Linked DNA regions of Homo sapiens: region 2 is linked to region 1. Evidence: read pairs that join two places in POLR2A ChIA-PET (ENCODE). Cell type or tissue: OCI-LY7. All regions are shown on one strand. Each heading gives the region's core, and the rest is flanking DNA. Links, peaks and the distances in the headings are about the cores only. Region 1 overlaps OSBPL10 (oxysterol binding protein like 10). Region 2 overlaps GPD1L (glycerol-3-phosphate dehydrogenase 1 like).

Region 1 (8,740 bases), core at 2,839-5,338:
CTAAAATAGAGAAAACAGAGAAAGAAATGATTGCAGAGATTGTTCCAAAACACATCCAACTTATTTCTACACCCACCTAAGGGGGTGGGGAGCCTGGGGAGTGAGAGGTAGCAAGAAGGTGGGGAAGCAAGCACAGATCACAACGTTCTCAAGCGGCCTGTACTTACACCAAAACAGAGACTGCACTGAATCCCACGGAAAATCCTCTCTTGAGCCATATGAAAAATGGATTCTGAAATACCCGTTATAAGAATAATTTTGCCATTTTTTAGCCTCCTCTGAAAAAAGTCATTTCTATAATACTTATTTAAAAAGAAAGCAGGCAAGGAACCACATGCTTATTTTCAAATGCCTCTAACCTTGTGTAGCTAATATGAGTATCAAATGGCACTTTTTTTTTTTTTTTTTTGAGACGGAGTCTCGCTCTGTCGCCCAGGCTGATGTGCAGTGGCGCCAACTCAGCTCACTGCACACTCTGCCTCCTGGGTTCATACCATTCTTCTGCCTCAGCCTCCTCCGTAGCTGGGACTACAGGCACCCGCTACCATGCCCGGCTATTTTTTTTGTATTTTTTAGTAGAGATGGGGTTTCACTGTGTTAGCCAGGATGGTCTCAATCTCCTGACCTCATGATCCACCCGCCTTGGTCTACCAAAGTGATGGTATTACAGGCTGAGCCACTGCACCCGGCCTCAAAGGGCAGTTTTTCAGGGCCTTTTGCTATCTACCAGGGCTGTATTGTGGTGTTATTAACATTTACAAAATAAGCATTCAGTTGAATTACCATTTTAGTATGCTCTCAAAGATTCATACGATTGCAAAGAGCAAGATACCAAATGCTGCCTTAGAGAGCCTCAAATTTCCCCCAAAGAGATATTAAAGTGCAAGTAGTCATGTTGTATAGTTATGTCCTTCCATCTATAACCTATCTCTCAAATAATATATATGAAGTTATTCTCAAATATCATGGGCACACAACAGGTTCTAATGAAATCTAAATCATCAATTTAATCACATAAATAACTGCATAAATATAATAATACTAGCTGCATAAATGTTGACTATGAAAAAAAAAAACAACGATTCCCTGGAAATTATATCTGTTTACAAAACTGGGCCTAAGTGTCATTTGTCCATAAAACCTGACTTCAGCTTGAACTTTCAGGAGAAGAAATCTAGAGTTACCAAATGGGAAATTCGTTGCTTAGTCCTATTTAAGGCATGAAGATGGCCCCTACAAATCCCAAATGATTTGTCTGTCAAAAGGCCTGTTACACAAGTCTGATTTACAGTGTGTACCAGGTGTAATGAACTTCCAAAGACAAAGGACTTTGCAGAAATTAGGGCCTTTTTCCTTAGTAAACTTGAAGAATTGCCAGTTTGTGGCAATACTATCCAAAGGCTTTGCATCAAAAATACTCCCAAAAGCTGTGCGTCTCATGATACCATGATCCAACTCCTACTATGTGCAGGTAAGATGTGAAATGAGACACCAACAGCCAGTTGCTTGTGGGACGGGCTAAGGACAAGCCATAAACATGCAGAAATTTATCCTGACTTTTTTTTATAGTTACGCTTTAGCTAAATTTAGCAATTGTGATTATTCCATGCAGATCATAAAACCTCTATATTTGCTATTAAAATTGCCCTCTAAAAAAAACCTAGGGCTTAATAATCCAAAGGATATTAATGATTCAATGGCAAAACAAGATGGCTCAATTGTCAAATTAGTTGGATATTTCTTTTGTATGGGTTTGTATCATTTTATAAACCACAGGCAGGGTGGAAAGTGCCATTACGTTTTTCGTCTGCTATTGTTTCTGCACTGACAATTTATTAAGCAATAAATGGCAAAGCGAAGCCAAGGACCATATAAATCTAGCCAGCTGGAATGCACACTGCATGAATCTCAAGAGAACATGAATCTTATCACATTCCTGAAAGTTTTTTATCAACTATAGACATTTTTACTTCCGAGGTTTTTGGATTGTTTTATAGATTCTGAAATATGACTTGTATATAGATAATAAACATTAGCTTATTCCATCTCTTGGGTAGTGAAGCTTGGCAGAAGAATGGTGAAAACTGGGCTGAGAGGTGAGGAATGTAGTCCCTCAGTCTGACTTTGCAGAGGCAACTGATCATGGTCACGAACAGATAGCAAGCAGCCGTTTCTTCATACTTAGCTCTTAGTCAAAAGAAAATGTTACATTAAAAAAGGCAGAATTTTCAACCACCTCTCAATACTTAATACATACTACTTTTCCTCAGGACTTGATAAATAATATAGACTCTGCGTGTCCATGTGTGTGTGTGTGTGTGTGTGTGTGTGTGTGTGCATGCACTTGTGGGCATTTAGATTTGTTGTTTCATTTCATTATTTTATTAGAAGAAAAGTGGCAGAAGAATCACAGCAATGCAACCATGACAGATCCTGGTAGAATGATCTAGCAATCAAATTACACTGCAATTTTATTACAAGTCTGACATTTCTGTGCGATGGATGTGTCTTGAGGGTGAATACTGGACTCCCTGGAAAGTCATCCTCATTTCCGGGATGCTGGGCAGGTATCCATTTTCTTTTTTTTCTTTATTAAAGCAAAGATATCCATTTTCAAGAAGCAAAGAGAAGGGAAGAAAGCATACAAAGGGACATTAACTCCATTCCAGTTGGCTTCTCACCAGGCTCTACGACAGTGGATTGAACAAAACTCAAAGGGGCACTTTACTAAGAAACGGTTCTAGAGAAACTTTGGGGGGAAAACACTAGGACCCTTAAAGGTCTTTTTTTGCCCTTATAGCACAGCCCTCACAGGGCACTGTAGTGAAGATTCATACTATTACGTCAAAGAGAATATACTGAGCTAACACTTAAGATCTTCGAAGTCCTAAGGCGCGCTGCTTTGGGAATCACTCACCTTTCCTTTGTCCTTAATTCCTCAGTTAATTAGGACAAGTAATTCCTAATGTCAGCTCCATCTCCCCACCCCAGGGATAAGAGAGGCAATGTGTGTCACCACAGAGTCCTCCAAACACAGCAAACTGTCAAAGGCAATTTAAAAAAACAAAAAATCAAAAAACAAGAGAGCCATCACCATAGCAACTAGAGGCCTGTCTGAAAAGTTACTGGGAGAAGAACGCACCTCTCAGTTTAAACATCTCTCCATTAGCAGAGTACACCACCAGCATGTGGGGAGCTTCATCGCTCAGGGACACTATGGCTCCAGATAAAGACAGGACTCCTCGAGGCTTCTGGTGTTTGCTTTGCTCATTCACAAAATACTGCAGGATGCCAGCCTCGAAATCCAGTACGAAGTACCTGCACAGAGAAACCACAGTACATCATTTTTCTCTCCTACCCTATTCTGCACAGCAAAGCAGAAAAAAGCAAAGTGATCCAGAAGTCAACATCAAGACTCCACATCCATGAAGCTGGAAACCAAAAGTCCCTCCCAGATGCCCATAGAAGTTAGCCTGAGTAGGGAGAGAGCACTGGATTCTTAAATCAGAGTGGCGCTCATAATGGGGCACTTGTGGGCAAGGGCCAGGACCACTCAGGATTTGGTGCCATGCCCACACTTCACCCAGTACCCATGGATACCACATTAAACCTCAGAATGACAGAGACTGGCAGAAGCATTGCAACACAGCCTCTTGCAACATGCTCCACATGAATTCACAGGAACAGTTGAAATTCACAAGGCCTCCAGGAGAGGTAGTTTCACACCCAGAGAGCAGCAGCAAGCTTGGTCTCCAACTTCCTGCCAGTGGCATGGGTACCATAAGGAGCCTGAGCACCTGGCAGCATCTGTCAGGGAACTGGAGGTGCTTCTGCAACCATCTGGACACGCTCTAGCAGGCCCATTCACACGAAGGCAAGGAATCCCCCTGCTCTGGGACGTTGAAATGCCACTGAACTCTACATCCATGGTAAAAGAAGAAGAACTCCAATTTGCTTAAATCACACAATGAATCTTTGTAGCCAAATATCTGGCCTGTTAATTTTCTCAAGCTATTACCTAGGAAGTAGTCAAGACAATTTCCCCTTCTCCACCAGGAGGGAAATGTCTTCACCTGAGCCTCAGATTCTTACTGTGGCCTTGAGGCCCGCCCCTGCTGACTTTTCTACCTTCTCACTTCATCTTCCACTGACACTAGTCTTTTCTCTCTTCCTTCATAGTCACCAAGTTGCCTCCTGCCACAGGACCTTTGCACATGCTGTTCTTGCTGTCTGGAGCAGTTACTCAAAGTGTGGTCTGCAAATTTTGACGGTCTACAAACTGTTACCAGTCCACCACACCCTTTTGAAACATTTCCTGCATTTGGCTTTGTTTCAATATCCAAATGCATAGATCAGTTGGACAAGTCTCAACAGTTCAGAAGTTGTCAAACACACGTGGTCCACACAAGCTACATACTAGTCATGAACCAATGACAGTGCAATTGGCAGATGGAGTGAAGCAGGTCCTTCACCATAGATAGTTTGAAAAACACTTGCCCAGAATGCTACTCCCCCTGCCTGGAATATGGTTCCTACCCCTTCTTGCCGTGTCAAGTTCTCCTGACCGGGTCAAATATTCTTTCTTGCAGCACTTTGAAATGCTCCCTCATGGTACTGGCCCCATTTGAAGTCTACATTTGTGTGATTATCTGATTCAATGACTGGTTTCCCCACTAGACTACACTCTGCGGAAGTGGAAAGTGTTTTCCTCCCCACAGCGCCCAGCAGTGTGCCTGATAGTTCATTGCTACTCAGTTAGCACTTGTGCAAGGAATGAATAAAGAAAAAAACCTACTAAATCCCACGTTTCTCCATCCATGCATCAAAGCACCCGGGTCATACAGTGAACTGATAGAGGCAATGCAACATATTTTACATTTTTTGAGGGATACATGGCGAGACTCAACATACCGTCTGTACTACCAACTCAGGGACTTTTCACAGTTTTAACATTATATTGCACTACACTCCTTTTGATGCCATCATATTTTTGCAAAGAGTTTCAGCAGGTGCTACGATTTAAAAAAAAACATCAACGTAGAACAGGAAAAGAGAACAGCAATGTCCAGTATGATTCCAAGGTTTGAGAAGCTGTGCAGTACCCACAGGTACACACATCCCATTAATAAGTAATTGTGGTTATTTAAGAAACTAAAATATTTTTCTTTCAATTGATATTATTTTTTCAAATAGCTACTGAGTTGTTTAGACATAAATATGTATGAGGTTGTTTGGAACTAACCACTTAAAAAATGAATCTGTTAGATACTTATTTTAACCTAGAAGCACCAACAACCAGCAAAGTTCACAAACCTCTAAATTATTCTCACAATAACCCAACAGAATAGATGTTATCCCCACATTATACGTATCCTGAGACTTGAAGGAATTTAAAATCCAAGTTCAACTCTTCTGTGTCCAAAGTTCAGGCTCGGGTCCACTCCAGCAAACTGAAACTCCTTGATTCTCACTCAAGTCCTTCCTTGTAACTTCTCCATATCACTTCTCCAGGACCTATTTACATACTTCATTCTCCAAATCTCCCTGTTCCAACAGAGATAATGAAGCTGAAAGCTCCTTTGCCTGGCAGTAGAGGTCCCTACTTATGGCCCCGGCAAGGGAGCAAGTCGCAGCCATCTCATTAGCACATGACTGCCCGGGTGGCAGTCCTCCAAAGCTCCAATTCCTCTAAGAAATCGTCCACTTTGAATTATTTTTAATATTTCAGATGGTCTGGCCAAGACTACTATCTATTTTACTCTTCTTCCCTCTCATCTCTCAAGTCATTCTAATAACGGTATTTCTGGTTCTCATGAACAGCGTGGATAAACGAAGACGCAAAAATGTGTCAGAACCAGGGCTATTCAAAGTGTGATCCCCAAGCCGGCAGTAACAACATTGCCTGGGATCTTGTTAGAAATGGAAAATCTTGGGCCCCACCCAAGCCCTGCTGAATCAGAAACTGTTTTAACAAGCTTCCAGGTAATCTGCTGCAGGTGAAGTGTGAAAATCACTGGCGTAAACTACCATCAACAAATCCCTTTCCTCCTCTTCCAGAGAAGCCACATCCAGAACACATTTCTCAGCCTTCCCAGCACTTAGGGTGTGGCTTTTTGAGCTTTAGCCAATAGAATGTGAGCAGAAGTGTGCACACACGCACACACACACACACACGCACTGGAATGGAGACAACCTACAGCACAACTTGGGAGAGCCTGGGTCCCTGAAACACCACCTGGAAGAGCATCACCTGCTGAGCAACACCCACATCAGACCACTATATTAATAAGAAAGAAACTTTAACTAGGCCACGGGGATCAGTATCTGTTATAGCAGCTGCTAGCCTTACATTAACAAAGACATAAAAAACCCTTTTTATTTGTATTTTCAGATCCTTCTACTTGAAATTTGCCCCTATTCTTTAATGTGGGGCAAAAACCAAACTCCCTCAATGAGAGAAGAACCAGGGTAACTTCTGAGCAGCAAATGGTCAAATTATTTAAGTGCTGACTGCCTTGAGGAGTGTCTTCCACTTGACCTATATTTAATGTCATTCTGACTGCGGCTGTGCAGACAATGCTCATGGCAAGTTAGAACATGAACAATCATCCTTTCAAGCTGAGGAAGGAGACTAGGTAGGCTCACACTACAGCACGTTGTGCCATGTGTGCCCCCCTACACACACCTGCAGACACAGCACTGCAGCATCCCCTTTGACAAGCATGCCACTCTTTTTTTTTTTTTTGAGATGGAGTCTCGCTTCTTTGCCCAGGCTAGAGTGCAATGGCACGATCTCAGCTCACTGCAACCTCCACTTCCCAGGTTCAAGTGATTTTCCTGCCTCAGCCTCCCCAAGTAGCTGGGATTACAGACACCACCACGCCCAGCTAATTTTTTTTGTATTTTTAGTAGAGATGGGGTTTCCCCATGTTGGCCAGTCTAGTCTCAAACTCCTGACCTCAGGTGATCTGCCCACCTCAGCCTCCCATAGTGCTGGGATTACAGGCATGAGCCTGTTTTTTTTTTGTTGTTTTTTTTTTTTGAGATGAGTCTTGCTCTGTTAGGCAGGACTGCAATGGTGTGATCTTGGCTTACTGCAACCTCCACCTCCCGGGTTCAAGTGATTCTCCTGCCTCAGCCTCCCGAGTAGCTGAGATTACAGGCGCTTGCCACTATGCCCAGCTAATTTTTGCATTTTCAGTAGAGACAGGGTTTCGCCATGTTGGCCAGGCAGGTCCTGACTTCAGGTGATCCACCCGCCTCGGCCTCCCCACGTGCTGGAATTACAGGCATGAGCCACCGTGCCTGGCCACATGCCACTCTTACACAAAGGTAAGTAGAAAAGGAAGGGGATAAACTTTCAATGAAAAGGCAAAGTAACATGTCCTCAGTTTCCCCATCTACTCTATGCCATTGACTGGAATGAAGCAAAGGCTTAACTTTTCTCTCCTTACCGCTCCTACCAACTTATCCACAGAGAACCTGCCAGCTTGCCAGCTTTTCTCTCTCCTAGAGGCAGCTTCCCAAATGCATCCTGTTCAAACAAATAACTATATAATTGAAGAGGACATTATTTAGGAGCTGGTATAAAGAAATGAATTGAACGCTGTTTTATTTTTTCAGTAAGTATGACAGAATAACCAACTGATGTCACATTATATAGAATATAGGGACACATTAATGATTTTTCACATTAACTATTTCAAACTGACATCTTTAACTTTCTGCCTCAGATGAAAAAAAAGAACATGTTTCCACTGCTTTCTAAAATAGTTTCAATGCAAATGCACAGGTTTGAATCATGTGTACTAAGGAGAGTTATCAATAATTTACTCCTCTTCTAAAGACAGTTAAAATTTTTATATTTGGAAGGGACTGATGGGACACTATCTGATTAAAAATTCCAACAGACTAGAAAAAAATTGCAACAGACTCAACAAGTGTTCTTTCAGCATGGCCTCTGACAGTTAAGTCAGCTTGTGTCATATATGGATAAGCACTGTCCATATAGCATTAAGAATTCCTGTGGGTCACATTCCCTGGTAGGAAAGAAATTAAATTTGGTTTCCCACAGGGTCATGGCTTTGTCAGGTACTGCTGTTAGGAGCACGCAGCTATATCTCAAAGTCACAGCTTTCATTCTAAATGGAAAAGTAAACCGTATTTCTGGATCGGGCTTCATTAAACCAAGTGAAATTGTCAGATAAAATCCTGAAACATTCTTAAAGATCTTCCCTTCTAGAGAACAGAATAAGGCAAATCTAATTCCTACGTTCTGGGGTTTATTAATTAACTTCTTGAAGCTACAGTGTGCAACTTGACTGCTGTGTTGGTGAACTTAATTGTACCCAGAGAGAACATACTTTCTTTGCTATGTTAAAAATAACATCAATAAAAGAGGAAAAAAAAATCAAAGCATGTGCTGCAGGGAGAAAGGGAAAATGAGGGAAGAAAGCGAACAAACCCATGAGGAAAGCCATCTTAATTCTCACCAGGCTAGCTTCTTGGTGAAACCCTTGCTCAATCCCAAAGCTGGGAGATAGGGCAAGTGTAGGCCCCTTCCTGGGAAGGGCTGAGGACAAGCCATTGCCTACTAACATCCTTCAGATATATCCATTGTTTCCAAAAGAAGCACAAATGCACACATATATACCCTCATATACACTTATATATGTGACACACTCACACTGATGCCCACAAACATACATGCATCTCACACACACTATACATATAAACACAC
Region 2 (2,500 bases), core at 1-2,500, 280 kb after region 1:
GATAAATGTCCATCATTCCTATTCTCAGGACTTCCAGCCCCACGGAGATGAGCTAGACTATTTGACAAGTGCCCTTAGAACTTATCTGGATTAGTTCAGTCCTTTGTGTGATGTGAACGTCTGTGATGAGAAGCATCTACCTACTCCCAAAACATGTGTTTACACAAAACCAGGCTCAACTTCAATGAAAGGAGCTCAATTCTATAAGTCATGTTATAAAATACAAAATTTAAGATTCTAGTTTGTCTCGCAGGGTGTTTGGTAAAAGCTACATATCATACGTTTTAAAATTTGTAAAAATTACTTTTTTGTTTTTATTAAAAAGTATGGTTATGTTATTAAAATGTCAAGTCAGAAAAGAAGGAAGGACGAGTTAGCCCAACATTATACCATTAGAAGGTAGCTCTGTTAAGTTTGGTGCACAGCCTTCCAGTCTCTTCATCGGGTGGGTAGATGGGGCTTAGGATGGGATGGGATGGGATGGAATGGGATGAAGGGATGGATGATGGGTGGGTGGGTTGGCAGGTGGGAAGGGATGGGATGAGATAGATGGATGGATGGATGATGGATGGGTGCATGGGTAGATGGGTGAGTGGATGGGTGGGATGGGTGAATGGATGGATGATGGGTGGGTGGGATGGGATGGGATGAGATGGATGGATGGATGGATGGATGGATGGATTATGGATGGGTGCATGGGTGGATGGGTGAGTGGATGGGTGGGATGGGTGAATGGATGGATGATGGGTGGGTGGGTGGGATGGGATGAGATAGATGGAGGGATGGATGATGGATGGGCGCATGGGTAGATGGGTGAGTGGATGGGTGGGATGGGTGAATGGATGGATGATGGGTGGGTGGGTGGGATGGGATGAGATAGACGGAGGGATGGATAATGGATGGGTGCATGGATAGATGGGTGAGTGGATGGGTGGGATGGGTGAATGGATGGATAGATGGGTGGGTGCATCCATCCTCCATTGCCCTTCCAGGCCAGTTGTGTGTTAAAGGTGGGCTTAAGTCAGTTTATTTGCCACCTGATTGAGAGAGTGAGCCCTGTAGCACCAGAAAAGCTTCCCAGCCTCTCCTGAGGCCACTCTCCAGCCCTACCTGCTCCACAGCACTTTCTCTTGCCGATTTACTGAGCATGATTGTGGAGGACCATAATCATGATGCCAACTACACCACTGCATAAATGCTTATGCAGCATATTGCATGTATCCTTAACTCTCCCGTAATACTCTCTAGGGGAGGGGAGGTCTTGTTGCCTAGGACTGAAGGGAGCTGGGCAGCTGGAATGACATGCTGATTGTGGCTAATTTAGAGCATGAGCTTCTCTCCAAGCTGGGAGGAGGGTCGTGGATGTTGTTGCTATTATCTCTGGTTGCAGCTCCTTTATCCTGGTTCTGTCAGTTTAGGTGTCTGCTGGTCCCAGTCATGCATCTTTACCTCCCCCTGCACCCAGCACCCCTCCTCCTTTTACCCAGAACAAATTAATCAGCCATGGAGTTCTGTACTGAAAGTTAAAAATGAGGGTGGATGGAGCATTTGTCTTACCTTTTAAATTTGCACTTTATTTTTCTGAAATGGCTTTTAAAACCAGCCATGCAGAGATGGAAGTTCACAAACAGGCTGCCAAAGGAGGAGAACTACCTTTAAATTGTGGCTAAAAGGAAAATGCCTCTGACATGCATGGTTTTCCTTACCTACTTAGCAGCAGACAGTGATATGTTTGTGTGTGGTTGGACTACTTTAATGACCACTGAGCATTTATCAAGAAATTTTTTTAAGTCTCAAAAAAAAATAATACTTGGCTGTTTAGTGAGACTCTCCCAACCAGAATTTTCAAGTGGCATCTTGAAACACACCCCAAGTGTGCTACCATGGGGTGCCTTGATAGGATTCTCTGGATGGACAGGTTGGCTGGGCATTAGCCTGTTAGCTCCAGGGGGACATGGACTAGAATTGCGATTCTGGGGCCAGTAGCTCCCTGTTTTCAAAAGCAGGTGTAATCAAGCAGGTAAATCTCTGCTCTGAGCAGACATCTCTCCTTGGTCATGTCCCATTTTATTTCTTCTGATTAGAGATTGAACAGGCTCCACCTGTGCTTAATAACATCGCTGCTGGATTGGACGTGGCAGCACCCTTCTCCTGGGCTGGAGTGTAGAATCCCCTGGGACTCCTCCCCATTCCTTGTACCACCTGCCTCCCAAAGGCAGAGGCCTATTGTGCTCCCTTTGCACCACCTCTTACTTTGATTCCTTTTTCCTTTTTCATTCTGACCACCACTACTCCGGTCTTCCTCTGTTTCCTTCTCCCTCCCTTCTCTTCTCCATTGCTATAGAAAAAATAGCAGGAGGGCAGCATTCAAGGCTGCCCTGTGGCTTATTAGCCCTGTGGCCTTGGGCAAGTCACGTATTTAGCTGTTCTGTGCCCCGGTGTTCTTATCCACAAAATTAAGATGGAAGACCAGATGAACACCATGGTCCCTACCAGCTTG

The links. Peaks named below come from ENCODE experiments on the same cell type or tissue, not always from the same donor. Only the 100,000 strongest peaks of a DNase experiment are listed, where the experiment ranks them.
Region 2: POLR2A ChIA-PET joins it to region 1 with 7 read pairs; 2 of 35 experiments call an interaction of 5 or more read pairs at or near these places.

What each region holds. Positions count from the first base shown.
Region 1 is chr3:31,876,513-31,885,252 of GRCh38, forward strand. OSBPL10 (oxysterol binding protein like 10) reads right to left here. Exons shown (of 12, transcript NM_017784.5): 2 at 3,143-3,318. Among named protein-coding and RNA genes, the nearest start is that of OSBPL10, 100 kb to the right of the region's middle. In OCI-LY7, for the core only: a CTCF peak has its summit at 3,664; a DNase peak (open chromatin) is centred at 3,779; H3K4me3 peaks cover 354 bases; H3K27ac peaks cover 2,500 bases.
Region 2 is chr3:32,159,703-32,162,202 of GRCh38, forward strand. All of the region lies in intron 7 of GPD1L (glycerol-3-phosphate dehydrogenase 1 like), which reads left to right. Among named protein-coding and RNA genes, the nearest start is that of GPD1L, 54 kb to the left of the region's middle. In OCI-LY7, for the core only: no CTCF peak of the experiment used is centred there; no DNase peak of the experiment used is centred there.